Linked DNA regions of Homo sapiens: region 1 is linked to region 2. A link is an interaction called in ENCODE POLR2A ChIA-PET data of the cell type or tissue named here. Cell type or tissue: MCF 10A. All regions are shown on one strand.

Evidence for each region. Peaks named below come from ENCODE experiments on the same cell type or tissue, not always from the same donor. Only the 100,000 strongest peaks of a DNase experiment are listed, where the experiment ranks them.
Region 1: POLR2A ChIA-PET joins it to region 2 with 5 read pairs; 2 of 35 experiments call an interaction of 5 or more read pairs at or near these places.

Annotation. Positions count from the first base shown.
Region 1 is chr9:22,254,009-22,262,008 of GRCh38, forward strand. No RefSeq gene overlaps it. Among named protein-coding and RNA genes, the nearest start is that of DMRTA1, 190 kb to the right of the region's middle. In MCF 10A, no CTCF peak of the experiment used is centred here; a DNase peak (open chromatin) is centred at 3,243.
Region 2 is chr9:21,539,191-21,547,190 of GRCh38, forward strand. All of the region lies in intron 1 of MIR31HG (MIR31 host gene), which reads right to left. Among named protein-coding and RNA genes, the nearest start is that of MIR31HG, 17 kb to the right of the region's middle. In MCF 10A, no CTCF peak of the experiment used is centred here; no DNase peak of the experiment used is centred here.

The DNA of each region.
Region 1 (8,000 bases), 710 kb after region 2:
AGAAATACCAGAGGCTAAAAAAAAATCCTGCTTTTCAGACCCAGTAAACTAAGAACTATCTTACAGTAGCACAGAATTACCAGATGTTAAGCCTCAGGTAATTGCTAGAGGAGGTTTTCCAAATCAGAAACCTTGGGGACCTCATCAAATTTGCCAGGATATCTCAGTTGCTCCATTCTGCCTGGTGTATCCCTAAGAAAAAAAATTAAATAGTGTCTTTCTTTGTTAATCTAGCTAGCTGTCAATCAATCTTGTTTATCCTTTCAAATCATCAACTTTTGGTTTTATTGATTTTTTTATATGGAGTTTTTGGGTCTCTCTTTTATTCAGTTCAGCTCTGATTTTAGTTATTTATTTTCTTCTGCTGTCTTTGGGGTTAGTTCTTGTTTTCCTCGTTACTCTGGGTGCAGTGTTACATCATTAATTTGTGATCTTTCTAACTTCTTGAGGTTGACATTTAGTGTTATGAACTTTCCTCTTAACACTGCTTTTGCTGTATCCCAGAAATTTTTGTATGTTGTGTCCCTGTTTTTCTCTATTACAAAGAATTTTTAAATTTCTTTCTTGATTTCATTGTCTACCCAAAAGTTATTCAGGAACAAGTTGTTTAATTTCCAAGAAATTATGTGGTTTTTGAGACATCCTAGTATTAATTTCTATTTTCATTCCACTGTGGTCTGATAGTATAATTTTAATTTTTTTGAATTTATTGAGATTTGCCTTATGGTAGAGCGTGTAGTCAGTCTTAGAGTATATTCTGTGTGCTAATGAATATATTCTGGGGTTGATAGGTGTAGTATACTGTAGATGTCTATTAAGTTTATAAATATGGATGCTCAAATATTGGATGCCTATATATTTAGTATAGTTATGTGTTCTCATTGAATTAAATCCTTTTATCTTTATGGAATGCCCTTCTTTGTTCTTCTTTACAGTTGTTGGTTGAAAGTCTGTTTTTTACTATAAGAATAGCAACCTCTGCTATTTTTTGTTTTCTATTTGTGCAGCCAATCTTTCTCCAACCGTTTACTTTGAGCGTAGGGTGTTATGTGTGAGATGGGTCTCTTGAATACAGCAGATTAATGGATTTTTTTTTTTAATTCAACTTGCTACTCTGTGTCTTTTAAGTCAGGTGTTTAGGCCATTTACATTCAAGGTTAATATTGGTATGTGAGGTTTTGATCTTATTATGAAGTTGTTACCTGGTTGCTTTATAGGGTCACATATTGTGTGATCATTTTATAGGGTTTGCAGAATATGTATTTATGTGTATTTTTGTGGTAGCAGATATTGTTATTTCATTTCCATATTTAGACTTCTCTTAAAAATCTCTTGTATTGCTGGTGTAGTGCTAATGAATTCCCTTAGTCCTTGCTTGTCTGGAAAATATCTTATTTCTCCTTCTCTTACGAAGCTTAGTTAGGCAGAATGTGAAATTCTTAGATGGAATTATTTTTTCTTTAAGAATGCTGAAAACAGGCCCCCAATGTTTCCTGGCTTGTAATGTTTCTGCTGAGAAGTCTGCTGTTAGCCCAACAGGGTTCCCTTTGTGCATGATCTTCCCTTTTTCTCTAGCTGCCTTTAAGATTTTTTCTTCAGTGTTGATCTTGGACAGACTGGTGGCTGTATGCCTTGGTGATGTTGATTTTGCATAGTATCTTACAGATGTTCTATCAGTTTCTTGTATCTGGATTTTTACCTGTCTAGCAAGGTTAAGAAAGTTTCTTGAATTATTCCCTCAAATATATTTCCTATTATTGAATGCCAAATAATTTGTATGTTTGTTTGCTTTGAATGATTACATATTTCTCAAGTACTTTGTTCATTTTTTAAAAATTCTTCTTTTTTTAATTCTTGTCTCACTGTGTCAGCTCAGAAAAACAGTCTTCAAGCTCTAAATTTTTTTTCTTCTGCTTGATACAGTCTGTTGATACCGCTTTCAGTTGTATTTTGAAGTTTCTTAGGTGAGTTTTTCAATTCCAGAATCTCTAATTGACTTCTTTATCTCTTCCTTCATTTTCTAGATTGCTTTATAAATTTCTTTGTGTTGATTTTCAACGTTGTCTTGGATCTCATTAACCTTCCTTGCAATCCATGCTTTGACTTCTTTATGTGTCATTTCTGAATTTCCATTTTGGTTAGGGACCATTGCTGGAGAGCTGATGTGGTCTTTTTGTGGTGTCACTCCTTTCATATTTTTCATGCTGGCAGAATTCTTATGCTGGTTCCTTCTCATATGGAGACACTAGCTCTTTAAATTTTTGTAATATTTTTGTGTGGGTAGAGTTTTTTCTTCTTCTTGCTTTCTCTATAATGTTAATATTATTATAATTTTTATTCTTTCCTTTTCCCTTTTCCCTCCATTTTGGGGGGATGTGACTGTAGAGAATGTTGGATAGGGTCTTCTGGCTTTGCTTTCATAGCCTTATTCATTTACTTTGGCTGATTTTATATTGGGCTGTGGAGTTCAACCTACAAGCTATTGATGGCATTTACAGGTAAGAGCTGGCTGTGGCCAACGTGTCTGGGTATATACTTGATTCTTATTTACTGGCAGAAACTCCCTATTGCCTAAGACAATAGGCTGATTCATGGCGTGTACAGTGGTCTGAGCTCCCTGACCAGCCCCAGAGCAGCAAAGACCATAAAGGGTCAGGGGATGACTGGGCAGGTCCACCTATTGGTCTCCTGATGGCAGGCGAAGGCACCAGCACCAAGGGAGAGTCCTGTGAGCAGCCACCAAATACTCACAGGTGTGCCTAGGGATGGAGCTGGAACAGTGCTTCAGCTCCAGGTTCTCTGCACAAAATTGGAGGATGGCCTAAGCTTCTAATCCAGAAGGGTAAGCACTCTAAGTGCCTGGAGCTCTGTATAGGCATGGAGCAGAGAGGATCCCCTGAACCAAGATCTCTGAACAGGAGGGTTGGGTGACAGACTGATTAACCAGGCATGCATGTGCTTTGAATTTCTGGAGATCTGTTTGGGCCTGAAGCAGAGAGGGACTTGCTGCACCATGATCTATGTCCAAGGAGGGTGGGGTGGCTCAGGCTGTTGAACCAGATGAGTGGTTGCTCCAAATGCCTGGCATTCTGCCTGGGTATGAAGCAGAGAGATTATCCCTGTACCAGGATCTCTGCACAGGAAGGGTGGGGCAGGTCAGGTTGCTGATCCAGATGAATGGTGCCCTGAATGCCTGGATATCTGCTTGTGCAGGTGCTCCTAATGCCTAGAGATCTGCCTGAGCATGTAGTAGAGAGGTGTGCCAGGATATCTGCACAGGAAAAGTGGGACAGCTTAGCCTGCTAATCCAGGTGAGCTGGTGCTCTGAACACCTGGAGATCTGTGAGGGTGGGGCACAGAGAAAGCCCTACTGTACCAAGATCTAGGTCCAGGAAGGGTGAGGCAGTTCAGGCTGCTGAACCAAGTAAATGAGTGCTTTAAATGCCTGGAGACAGATACCTGCCTGGGCATGGAGAAGAGAAAACTCCACTTCATTGCAGTCTATGTCCAGGAAGGGTAGGGTGGCTCAGTCTGCTGAACAAGTCAAACAGGTGCTCTGAATTCTTAAATATCTGCTTGGGTGTGGAGAAGACAGAGCCTCTCTGCAACATGATCTATTTCCAGGAAGGGTGGGGCAGCTCAAGCTGCTGGTCCAGGGAAGTGAATGCTCCAAATGCCTGGATTTCAGCCTAGGGGTGGAACAGAGAGGGCCCCCCAATGAGCTACAATCTCAGGAGAGCAGGGTAGGGAATCCAGCAATGGCACATATCAATCAGTTCCAGGTTGTCAAGCTGGCCCTGGCAGCAAATCTTGCCACTTAGGAGAAATTACAGCTGTAGCAGGTCTCCTCCTGCCCCAGGGTTGTGATAGGGGAAAAACACAATTTTTGCCTTACTGCTGAGGCATTTTCCAGAGTTCTGGCTGTGGAGGCCCTTACCACACTGAGAGCGGGTGCTCCCTGGCCTGAGACTAAAATGCCTGTGTAGCCACACTGCTGTGTCGACAAAGAATGGCTGACTTTGTACACATTCAGATTAAAAATGGCATCCTGCTCTCACTTCTGGGTCTGGACTGAGACCCTGGACTGAAAGTGTATGCAAGTTTTCATGGTATCTTTCTTTACAGCATCTCTAAGCCTCTCAGCCTCTTCCCAAGTTAGCTCCAGGGTGTGGGAGACACAAAGTGCTTTCCCTCAGCCTGGGTTGCTCAGATCCACAGTGGAAAGGTGAGTTCCAGAGGGAGGCTGTCTTCCTCTCTCACATGCTGGAGCTTAAGTCACTTTTATCAACTGAACACCACAGAGGCTGTTTGCTGGTGTTCTGCTCTCTGGGATCTGAATGAGAAGAAGTAAGTCATGTTCAAAGAATTGAGAGAAATTCTACATATCCTAAAGATAGAATGTAAGTTTGAAAGTAATGTGTGTGTGTGATAAGAATAAAGCTAGATATACAATTTTTCACATTAATTAGGCCTTTAGTGAACTATAGGTAAAGTGATCATCTGACAACTGTTATGTATTCATGGCCAGGCAGGAGATTCTCATCAGAATCCTTTTAAGGCAGAAGGATGCAACATTTTGAAGACAATTTTTTTCCAATTTTTTTTGTAGTAAAGTACACATAGCATAAAATTTACCATCTTAATCATTTTAAGTCTACAGTTTAGTGGTACTAAATACACCCACAGTGTTGTACAATAATTACTACCATCCATGTGATAACTCATCTTGTAAAACTGAAACTCTGTATCCATTAAAAATCACTCCCACTTCTACCCTACTCTGCTCAACTTGCTCACATAGGAGACTTAAGCCCTAGGAGAACTGTTGGTCCTGAACTCTGCAGGGTGGTATGACCCATCAGATAACTTGGTCTGACCTGAGCACCCCTTGGTCTTCTGGCCTGTCCTAGGAACAAAGTCTGACCATGCTTGCCTTCAAGGCAGCCTCAGAAGCCCTGGGGGCCTGCATCATAGCTTCTGCACTGATGGACTGTGCCTGAACAGTGAAGAACTTCAGCAGGGTGTCCCCCATGGCTATGCACCAGCCCACACACTTCTTCACCCCACTGCAGCTTCTTCTGGGCCCATGGCAACTCCACATCACTTTGCTCGCACATGTCTGCGTGGGTGACTTTTGCTTTCCTTGCTCTGCCAGCATGTGACTGTTTGTGCACCCTGCCTTGCCACTGCTACAATAGGATGAAGCCCATCCCCTCACCCCTGCCAACAGCCATAGCAAGCAGAGCCCCTTTGTCTACCACCATAATTGGATGCTTCTTGAGGCCTCTGAGAAGTAGAGGTTGCTATGCTTACTGTACAGCCTGGAGAACCATGAGCCAATTAAACCTCTTTTCTTATAAATTACCCAGTCTCAGGTACTTTTTGTAGCAGTGCAAGAATAGCCTAGCATAAAATTGATACTAACAGTGGGGAATCACTACAAAGATGCTTGAAAATGTGGAAGCAGGTTTGGAACTGGGTAACAGGCAGAAGTTGTAAGAGTTTGGAGGGCTCAAAAGAAGACACAAAGATCAGGGAACGTTTAAAACTTCTTAGAGACTGGTTAAATGGTTATGACCAAAATGCTGATAGTGATGTGAACAGTGAATTCCAGGTTGCCGAGGTCTCAGATGGAAATGAGGAACTTATTGGGAACTGAAGCTCAGGTCATGCATGTTATGTTTTAGCAAATAGTTTGGCTGCATTCTGTTCATGCCCTAGGGATCTGTGGAAGTGTGAACTTCATAGTGACAGAGTATGTGGCAGAAGAAATTTCTAAGCAACAAATTGTTTATGATGTGTCCTGGCTGCTCCTAACAGCCTGTACACAGACACATGAGCAAAGGAATGACTTACATTTGGAAGTTATATTTTAAAAAGAAGCAGAGCAAAAATATTTGGAAAATTTACAGCCTGTCCGTGGGGCAGAGAAAGAAAAAGCTTTTAATTCAAGCAGGCTGTGGAGCAATTTCTTGCTAGAGAATTTGCCCAACTAAATGGGAGCCAAGTGCTAATATCCAAGACAGTGGGAGAAGACCTTGAAGATATTTTAGAGGTCTTCGCAGCAGCCCCTCCCATCACAGGTCCAGAGGCCTAGAAGAGAAGAATGGCTTCATGCGCCTGGCTCAGGACCCTGCTTCCCTTTACAGCATCAAGACACAGCTCACCACATCTTAGCTACTCAGTCTCCAGCCTCATCTCAAAGGGGCCCAGGTACAGCTCTGGACACAGTTCCAGAAGGTGCAAGCTATAAGCCTTGGCAGCTTCCACATGGTGTTAAGCCTGTGAGTGCACAATGTGCAAGAGTTGAGGCTTGGGAGCCTCTGCCTAGATTTCAGAGGATGTATGGAAAAGCCTGGGTGACCAGGCAGAAGGCTATTGCAAGATTGGAGCCCCCACAGAGAACCTCTACTAAGGCATTGCCAAGGGAAACTTTGGGTTTGAGCTCACATACAGAGTCCTCACTGGGGCACTGCCTAGTGGAGTTGTGAGAAGAAAGCCACTATCCTTCAGACCCCAGAATGGTAGATCCACCGGTGGCTTGCACCCTCAACCTGGAAAAGCAACCAGCATTCAACTTCAACCCACTGGAGCAGGCCTAGGGGCTGAACCCTGAAAAGCCCCAGGAATGGAGCTGCCCAAATCCTTGGGAACCCACCCTTTGCATCAGTATGCCCTGGATATGGGACATTGAACAAAATGAGATTATTTTGGAGCTTTAAGAATGAATAATTTCCCTGCTGGGTTTTGAAATTTCATGGGGCCTGTAGCCCCTTTCTTTTGGCTGATTTCTTCCTTTTGGAATGGGAATATTTACTCAATGCCTACTCGCAATGTATATTTTAAGTAAATAACTTGTTTTATTTCACAGGCTTATAGCTGGAAGGGACTTAACTCAGACGAGACTTTGAACTTTGGACTTTTAAGTTAATGCAGGGGTGAGTGAAGACTTTGGGGGACTTTTGGAAAGGCATGATTGTATTTTGCAATGTAAGAAGGTCATGAGATTTGGGAGGGGCCAGGGGCAGAATGATGTAGTTTGGATATTTGTCCACACCCAAATCTCATGTCAAATTGTAATCCCCAGTGCCGGAGGTGGGGCCTGGTGGGAGATGTTTGGATCATGGGAACAGATCCCTCATGGCTTGGTGCTGTATTTGTGATAGTAAGTTCTCATGAGATCTGGTCATTAAAAAGTGTGTGGCATCTCCTTCCGTGACTCTTTTTCACTCTTACTCCTGTTATTGCCATGTGATGTGACTGCTCACCTATGCCTCTCATCATAATTGGAAGCTTCCTGAGGACTCCCCAGAAGCAGATGGCATTAAGCTTCCTGTACTGCCTGCAGAACCATGAGCCAATTGTATCTCTTTTCTTATAAATTGCCTAGTCTCAAGTTTTTTTTTTTATAGCAGTGCAAGAATGACCTGATAAACTTACTTGTTCACTTTTGCTTATTTTTCTTGAATGTTTGAAGTATTATTTTAAAAACTTTTGCTCACTTGTCATTTAAGGCATTTAAGGTATGATTTCTTTTAGTATTGTCAGTTTGGGATTTTACATTTAACTCTTTAAGTCAGTTTTCAAATATGTTCAGAAATAGAGGTTTAGTTTTATTCTTATGAATGTGGATATCCAATTTTTGAATCATTTATTGAAGAGACTGTATTTCCTTCAGTATATGTTCTTGGAATCTTTGTAAAAAATAATTTCACTGTAGGTATGTGATTTTTATTTCTGGTCTCTCTTTTGTTCCATGGTCCATGTGTCCAATTTTATGTTGGTACTATGCTGTTTGGATTATTATACCTTTGTAGTATAGTAATGTGATGTCACCAGCTTTTTTGTTGTTGTTGTTGTTGTCATTTTAGGATTTTTTTCTATTTCTGTGAAGAATTTCATGTATATTTTGATATCAAATCAAATAGGGATTCCATGAAATCTGTAAATTGCTTTGGGTAGCATGGTCATCTAACAATATTAATTCTTCCCATTCATGA
Region 2 (8,000 bases):
GGATAAATTCCTTGACACATACACTCTCCCAAGACCAAACCAGGAAGAAGTTGAATCTCTGAATAGACCAATAACAGGAGCTGAAATTGTGACAATAATCAATAGTTTACCAACCAAAAAGAGTCCAGGACCAGATGGATTCACAGCCGAATTCTACCAGAGGTACAAGGAGGAACTGGTACCATTCCTTCTGAAACTATTCCAATCAATAGAAAAAGAGGGAATCCTCTCTAACTCATTTTATGAGGCCAGCATCATTCTGATACCAAAGCTGGGCAGAGACACAACCAAAAAAGAGAATTTTAGACCAATATCCTTGATGAACATTGATGCAAAAATCCTCAATAAAATACTGGCAAAACGAATCCAGCAGCACATCAAACAGCTTATCCACCATGATCAAGAGGGCTTCATCCCTGGGATGCAAGGCTGGTTCAATATACGCAAATCAATAAATGTAATCCAGCATATAAACAGAGCCAAAGACAAAAACCACATGATTATCTCAATAGATGCAGAAAAAGCCTTTGACAAAATTCAACAACCCTTCATGCTAAAAACTCTCAATAAATTAGGTATTGATGGGACGTATTTCAAAACAATAAGAGCTATCTATGACAAACCCACAGCCAATATCATACTGAATGGGCAAAAACTGGAAGCATTCCCTTTGAAAACTGGCACAAGACAGGGATGCCCTCTCTCACCACTCCTATTCAACATAGTGTTGGAAGTTCTGGCCAGGGCAATTAGGCAGGAGAAGGAAATAAAGGGTATTCAATTAGGAAAAGAGGAAGTCAAATTGTCCCTGTTTGCAGACGACATGATTGTATATCTAGAAAACCCCATTGTCTCAGCCCAAAATCTCCTTAAGCTGATAAGCAACTTCAGCAAAGTCTCAGGGTACAAAATCAATGTACAAAAATCACAAGCATTCTTATACACCAACAACAGAAAAACAGAGAGCCAAATCATGAGTGAACTCCCATTCACAATTGCTTCAAAGAGAATAAAATACCTAGGAATCCAACTTACAAGGGATGTGAAGGACCTCTTCAAGGAGAACTACAAACCACTGCTCAACGAAATAAAAGAGGATACAAACAAATGGAAGAACATTCCATGCTCATGGGTAGGAAGAATCAATATCGTGAAAATGGCCATACTGCCCAAGGTAATTTACAGATTCAATGCCATCCCCATCAAGCTACCAATGACTTTCTTCACAGAATTGGAAAAAACTACTTTAAAGTTCATATGGAACCAAAAAAGAGCCCGCATCACCAAGTCAATCCTAAGCCAAAAGAACAAAGCTGGAGGCATCACACTACCTGACTTCAAACTATACTACAAGGCTACAGTAACCAAAACAGCATGGTACTGGTACCAAAACAGAGATATAGCTCAATGGAACAGAACAGAGCCCTCAGAAATAACGCCGCATATCTACAACTATCTGATCTTTGATAAACCTGAGAAAAACAAGCAATGGGGAAAGGATTCCCTATTTAATAAATGGTGCTGGGAAAACTGGCTAGCCATATGTAGAAAGCTGAAACTGGATCCCTTCCTTACACCTTATACAAAAATCAATTCAAGATGGATTAAAGATTTAAAGGTTAGACCTAAAACCATAAAAACCCTAGAAGAAAACCTAGGCATTACCATTCAGGACACAGGCATGGGCGAGGACTTCATGTCCAAAACACCAAAAGCAATGGCAACAAAAGCCAAAATTGACAAATGGGATCTAATTAAACTAAAGAGCTTCTGCACAGCAAAAGAAACTACCATCAGAGTGAACAGGCAACCTACAAAATGGGAGAAAATTTTCGCAACCTACTCATCTGACAAAGGGCTAATATCCAGAATCTACAATGAACTCAAACAAATTTACAAGAAAAAAACAAACAACCCCATCCAAAAGTGGGCGAAGGACATGAACAGACACTTCTCAAAAGAAGACATTTATGCAGCCAAAAAACACATGAAAAAATGCTCATCATCACTGGCCATCAGAGAAATGCAAATCAAAACCACAATGAGATACCATCTCACACCAGTTAGAATGGCAATCATTAAAAAGTCAGGAAACAACAGGTGCTGGAGAGGATGTGGAGAAATAGGAACACTTTTACACTGTTGGTGGGACTGTAAACTAGTTCAACCATTGTGGAAGTCAGTGTGGCGATTCCTCAGGGATCTAGAACTAGAAATACCATTTGACCCAGCCATCTCATTACTGGGTATATACCCAAAGGACTATAAATCATGCTGCTATAAAGACACATGCACACATATGTTTATTGCGGCATTATTCACAATAGCAAAGACTTGGAACCAACCCAAATGTCCAACAATGATAGACTGGATTAAGAAAATGTGGCACATATACACCATGGAATACTATGCAGCCATAAAAAATGATGAGTTCATGTCCTTTGTAGGGACATGGATGAAATTGGAAATCATCATTCTCAGTAAACTATCACAAGAACAAAAAACGAAACACCGCAAATTCTCACTCATAGGTGGGAATTGAACAATGAGATCACATGGACACAGGAGGGGGAATATCACACTCTGGGGACTGTGGTGGGGTGGGGGGAGGGAGGAGGGATAGCATTGGGAGATATACCTAATGCTAGATGACGAGTTAGTGGGTGCAGCGCACCAGCATGGCACATGTATACATATGTAACTAACCTGCACAATGTGCACATGTACCCTAAAACTTAAAGTATAATAAAAAAAAAAAGGATTTCTACTTCTAGGTATTTAAAGAAATAACGAGATGCACGCAAAATTTCAGGGGTGTTATTAACGACTTTGGACAGATATATCACAATCAGGACTAATAGGAAAGGATGCTACCTATACCACCTGCTATGTGCCCTTAGCTTACTGGATCATCAGCAGTCCAGGAGAGGGAGGCGGGGAAACACAGGATATGACTGTTTTCTCATCAATATGGAAATATTTCAGTATTTTAACAACCAGTGTGGCTAAACTGGCTGACAGTCAATCCTACAAATAATAATCCTTATGCAGAATGACATAACAGCAAACAAAACTGGAAAAAATATATTTTCAATAATAAATTATTATTTATCATAAACCATAAAGGTTCATATCATAGAATGCAATGAAGCATAAAAAAATGTCTTGGACAAGTATTTACTCATTTGTGAAGATACAAACTACTTAGCAAAAAGCAGAGCAGTTACAAAATATCATAGGCTGTACAATCTCAATTTTATTTAAATATGTATGTATACATATATTTACATCTTTAAGTAAATAGACTGAGGAACTATATCAAAATGCTAATACTAATGTTTATGAGTAGTGGAATAATAATTTAATTTTCTTCTTTACAAATGTATGTTTTCCAAAATTTCTGCCATTAAACTGATGTATTTTATAGCAAAGATAACATTACTTTTTAAAAATGGAGCACAGTAAAAAAAAAGCTGCTACATTTTAAACTGAATCTTAAAAATCTTTTAGTTACTGTGCTAAAGCATTTTCACTTCTTCAGAACAAAGATTTACTACTTTACCTTGATATATCAGGGAATAGAGAACAGAGATGAACTTGAAGCAGTTCGGCATCACTGACCTGACAACCAAGTGGAGATGGTTGTCAGATAAAAAAATAATGAATCACTATGATACAAGCAAAACCAGAAATATCTAAAGATACAAAAATACAGGGAAAAGACATAAATTTTTTTTCTGGAAGGAGGTCATGGAAAGCTTCACAGAGGAAGTGATGACTGAGCAGGATTCTGAAGGCTAAACAGGAGTTCAAAAACCAGATATGGCAGGATGAAGCTTTTCTAGGAAAGAAACACCCCCATGCAAATGTTCTCGAGCATGAAACAGCCAGGAACTAAACAGATTTAGCTCTGCTTTCTTTCTCCTAAAATAGAAACTTGCAAGGATCTTGACTTTGACTGGAAGGAATAAGCATTTATGAAAAACATTCTAAGTGACAAAAATTGAGCTAGTATTTTGTTTTGTCTTTAATGGAGGAAATGAGAAAACTGAGGCTCCGGTAAGTAAGAACCCTCTTAGATATTCCTGGAATTTACACCCTGATGGGTGGTTAGTTACTTTATCTACATAGTATTCTCATGTATATATGCTATTATCGTATTCTATCAGTTGTTCTCATTACATAGAAAGGATTAAGATAAATTGGTGGTGTTCAAGGTTTTGGATTTACCTACTAGCGCACTTCCTCATTGCCACAGGAGTTAAATATTAACTCATGCTGATACCTGTCCAACATGTATGTACATGTGTGGGTGGGTGGGTTTAGGCGCAGGTGGAAATGAAGTATTGCAAAAATATCTGCAGTTTGGTGAGCAATTAATCAGGAAATAATGAGTGCTATACTGGAATAATCACCTTAAAAGTAAAACCTTCAATGAAAGCAAATCTTTCAGAAGTTCAATATGGGAATTAAATTACTTTAAAATTGTAGAATGTTCTAAACTTTTGCATTTATTGTTTTGAAAATATTTTTCAATGGTAGGCATTTTCAATCATTTATTTTATTACAAGGGGTTAATTCTGGGATTATTTTTTGCTACTTCTCAAGTTAACTATGAAAACCATAATTCTTTTTTTATCTTTTGGTTGGGTTTAATTATGACAATGTCAGTAATATGGTTTAGTTGTGTCCCCACCCAAATCTCATCTTGAATTTCCACATGTTATGGGAAGAACTTGGTGGGAGGTAATTGAATCATGGGGGCAGGTCTTTCCCATGCTATTCCTGTGCTTGTGAATAGGTCTCACGAGATCTCACGGTTTTAAGAAGGGGAGTTTCCCTGCACAAGCTCTCTTCTCTTGTCTGCTGCCACGTCAGACTTGCCTTTCACCTTCTGCCATGATTGTGAGGCTTCCCTAGCCATGTGGAACTGTAAGTGCATTAAACCTCTTTCTTTTGTAAATTGTCCAGTCTCAGGTATGTCTTTATCAGCGGCATGAAAACAGACTTATACAATCAGTGAAGGCATAACTGGGAAGTTAAGTATCATTAACTTGGTAAGGTTATTCATGTTTCAATTATAAAGAATTTACCACTTCAGATGAACTCACCTAGTTTCCTTTTTCTCTTTTCTTTTTTTTTATTTCAATAGCTTTTAAGGTACGAGTGGTTTTTGGTACATGGATGAACTGTATAGTGGTGAACTATGAGATTTTAGTGCACTGTCATCAGAGCAGTATACACTGCACCCGATACGTATTTTTTAAATCTCTCACCCCCCACTGCCTCCCACTCCCTCTTGAGCCTCCAAAGTCCATTATACCACTCTGTATGCCACTGTGTACACATAGCTTAGTTCTCCCTTATAAGTGAGAATATACAATATTTGGTTTTCCATTTCTGAGTTATTTCACTTAGAATAACGGCCTCAAAATCCATCCACATTGCTGCAAAAGACATTATTTCATTCTTTTTTATGGCTGAGTAGTATTCCATGGTGTATATATATTACACTGAAAAATGTAATTCTTTAATATGTCTATGTGAGCCAAAATCTACAAATGGTTAATGCAGATATTAGGTCAAGTGTCACTCTACAGTCTCCTGAATAGTACAGAAATCAAATTTATACCCAGTGCAATTTTTTCACCATTAAGACATTTTATTTGGCCGTGAATTTATTTGGCCAAGACAATAAATTCAGTTTTTCTTCAGCATGAACCAAATTACTTTCTTAGATGCACATTACTTTCCTCCAGTTAGATCTCTGTTTTTTGAATCCCAGGCATCCTAAAAGAATATTTTGTTAATTCTACTATAGCTCAATCTTATACCACTTGACTTCAATGGGCCACTATGAAAAAGGAAGCTGAGTTGAGTTCCTTTAAAGTCGTAAAAAGTAAATTAACATTGACCAAGCACTTTGAGGATAAAATAAAATGTCGAGTAATAATTATTCTTAAAATAAAAATAAAATCACAAGAAGTTGCCATTCTATAATTTTTTTGTGATTTTTTTTTATCTAATATCCCCCAAAGTCAGGAGGCAGTGTAGATGTACGAATATTGTCTGTATTTTCTTTCAAGTAAATGCAAAGCCAAACAAACAAACAAACAAAACACAAATGCACTTTTCACACCACGTTTTGCTCTCCACAACTTTTAGGCCCTAAGTACATACAAGCATGTATGAAAAAACAAATGCACTTATTTTCACACATTTTGCTCTTCACAACTTTTAGGCCCTAAGTACATCATGCATGTTTTAAATGCATCAAAGAGGCACTGCATTTAAAAGCAGTGAGACAGAAATGGACCAGATAGGCTTGGTGTGATAGTGACCACAATTCCAATAACTATAAAGGAGAGGAGAGGTGGACTACATCCTCTAAGCAGACTCTACTGAGCTTCAACACTATCTGTGCTACCTAAAATAACCAAGTGTTGGAAATCAGTTCTTTTATTCTATCATCAAAAAGCATGATTCAGATTGACAATGGAAATTTGATTTATATAATTATTAACAATTTTAAAAACTTTAAATAGTAGATCTCTCAAAAGACAAAATCCTTGGTGCATCTAGTAGTGAGAACTTAATTCTAAGAATTTAGAAGAACCTAGTGATTTCCTTGCTGGAAATTATAACCCACGGTTAAGCCTGAGGTTGGATGCCCACCCACCCTGCACCCCCATTATTTCTGCCTACTAATAAGCCTTTGTACTGTGTGGCCTTTCCTTAAAGCACTTTTTTTTTTTTTTTTTTTTTTACATTTTCAAGTGAGTACATAGTATGTGTACTTGCGGGTTGGGGCACCTGAAGACGAAGTGAGAAGCATTGTTGAGACAACATATCAGAAAATTCTTGCCTCTAGACAATCACTTAGGGGCTTGACTTCTGGAGAAAAATGGCAGTTTGTCAAATCCTTGACACACTTTTAATTTAGTAATTTTATTAGCATAATATGCCTACTAGCAAAAGAAGAAACGGAATTGTTTAAATTTTCCCTCATTCTGATAATGAATGTCAAACATTTTTTTAAAACATTTTAAAGGATGAGCCAACAACTTTAAAATAAATTAAAACACCATTAATTTTTAGTAGGTCTATTTAAATAATAATTTTGATTTTTGCATACTATTATTTATTTAGTCTTTTCTGTATCTTGCAGGGTATTCCTAAATTTATAATCTAGTGTCCAAAGATTTAATGAAAGCTCATTGCTTATAACAATCTGAGAAAAATAATATTAACAGTATAAAGGCAGAACACAGCTGGCTAATTTAAGTGAATACAATTTTTAAAAGCATTTACTCCATTGGGACTCATAATTACAGTATTTTGCCAGTAAATCTGTAAACATTTCATATCATATGTATTAAAAGATCATGCTTCTGAATTAGTAACTCTTAAAAGGTAAAATTAAATATTCATAAATTTCAATAATTTGAAACACCGCAGTTTGAAATTAATTGATAAAAGTATCCCCAAGTCCAGGAAGATAATAAATTGCTATCTTCTGTGTTACTGAAATATAATTTGTATTATTCCTCAATTAGTAACCCCTACAATTTTAACTGTGGTGATAAAGTGTTCTACAATATGCAAGGTGGCAATTTCAAAACCTTCCCCTAAAACCAGTATTCTCAAGTCTTTTAAACTCATAACTAACCAAGCAGAAAACTCTCATATAAAAAGTCCAGCAGAGCTATGAGTGGTTAGACAGGTTAACGCCAACCTACAGAGGAATGGAACAGAAAATACACATCAAAATCATTCAGGGATCAAGGGCAGCAAACTCTTGAAATGGTTAGAGAAATCATGGTGTGGCATATTTCTCTTAGGCAAGCAGGGTCATTTCTGAGTTGGTCCTTCTCAGTAACCCAAATGAATGAATGCTCTTTTAAAGTGCCCATTAACTGAGGTGCATTTTTCTGGCTGTTTTTATAAAGTGCATGCCATAACAGGTACTTGTTTGGACAAAGATAAACATCGCTTTGTGT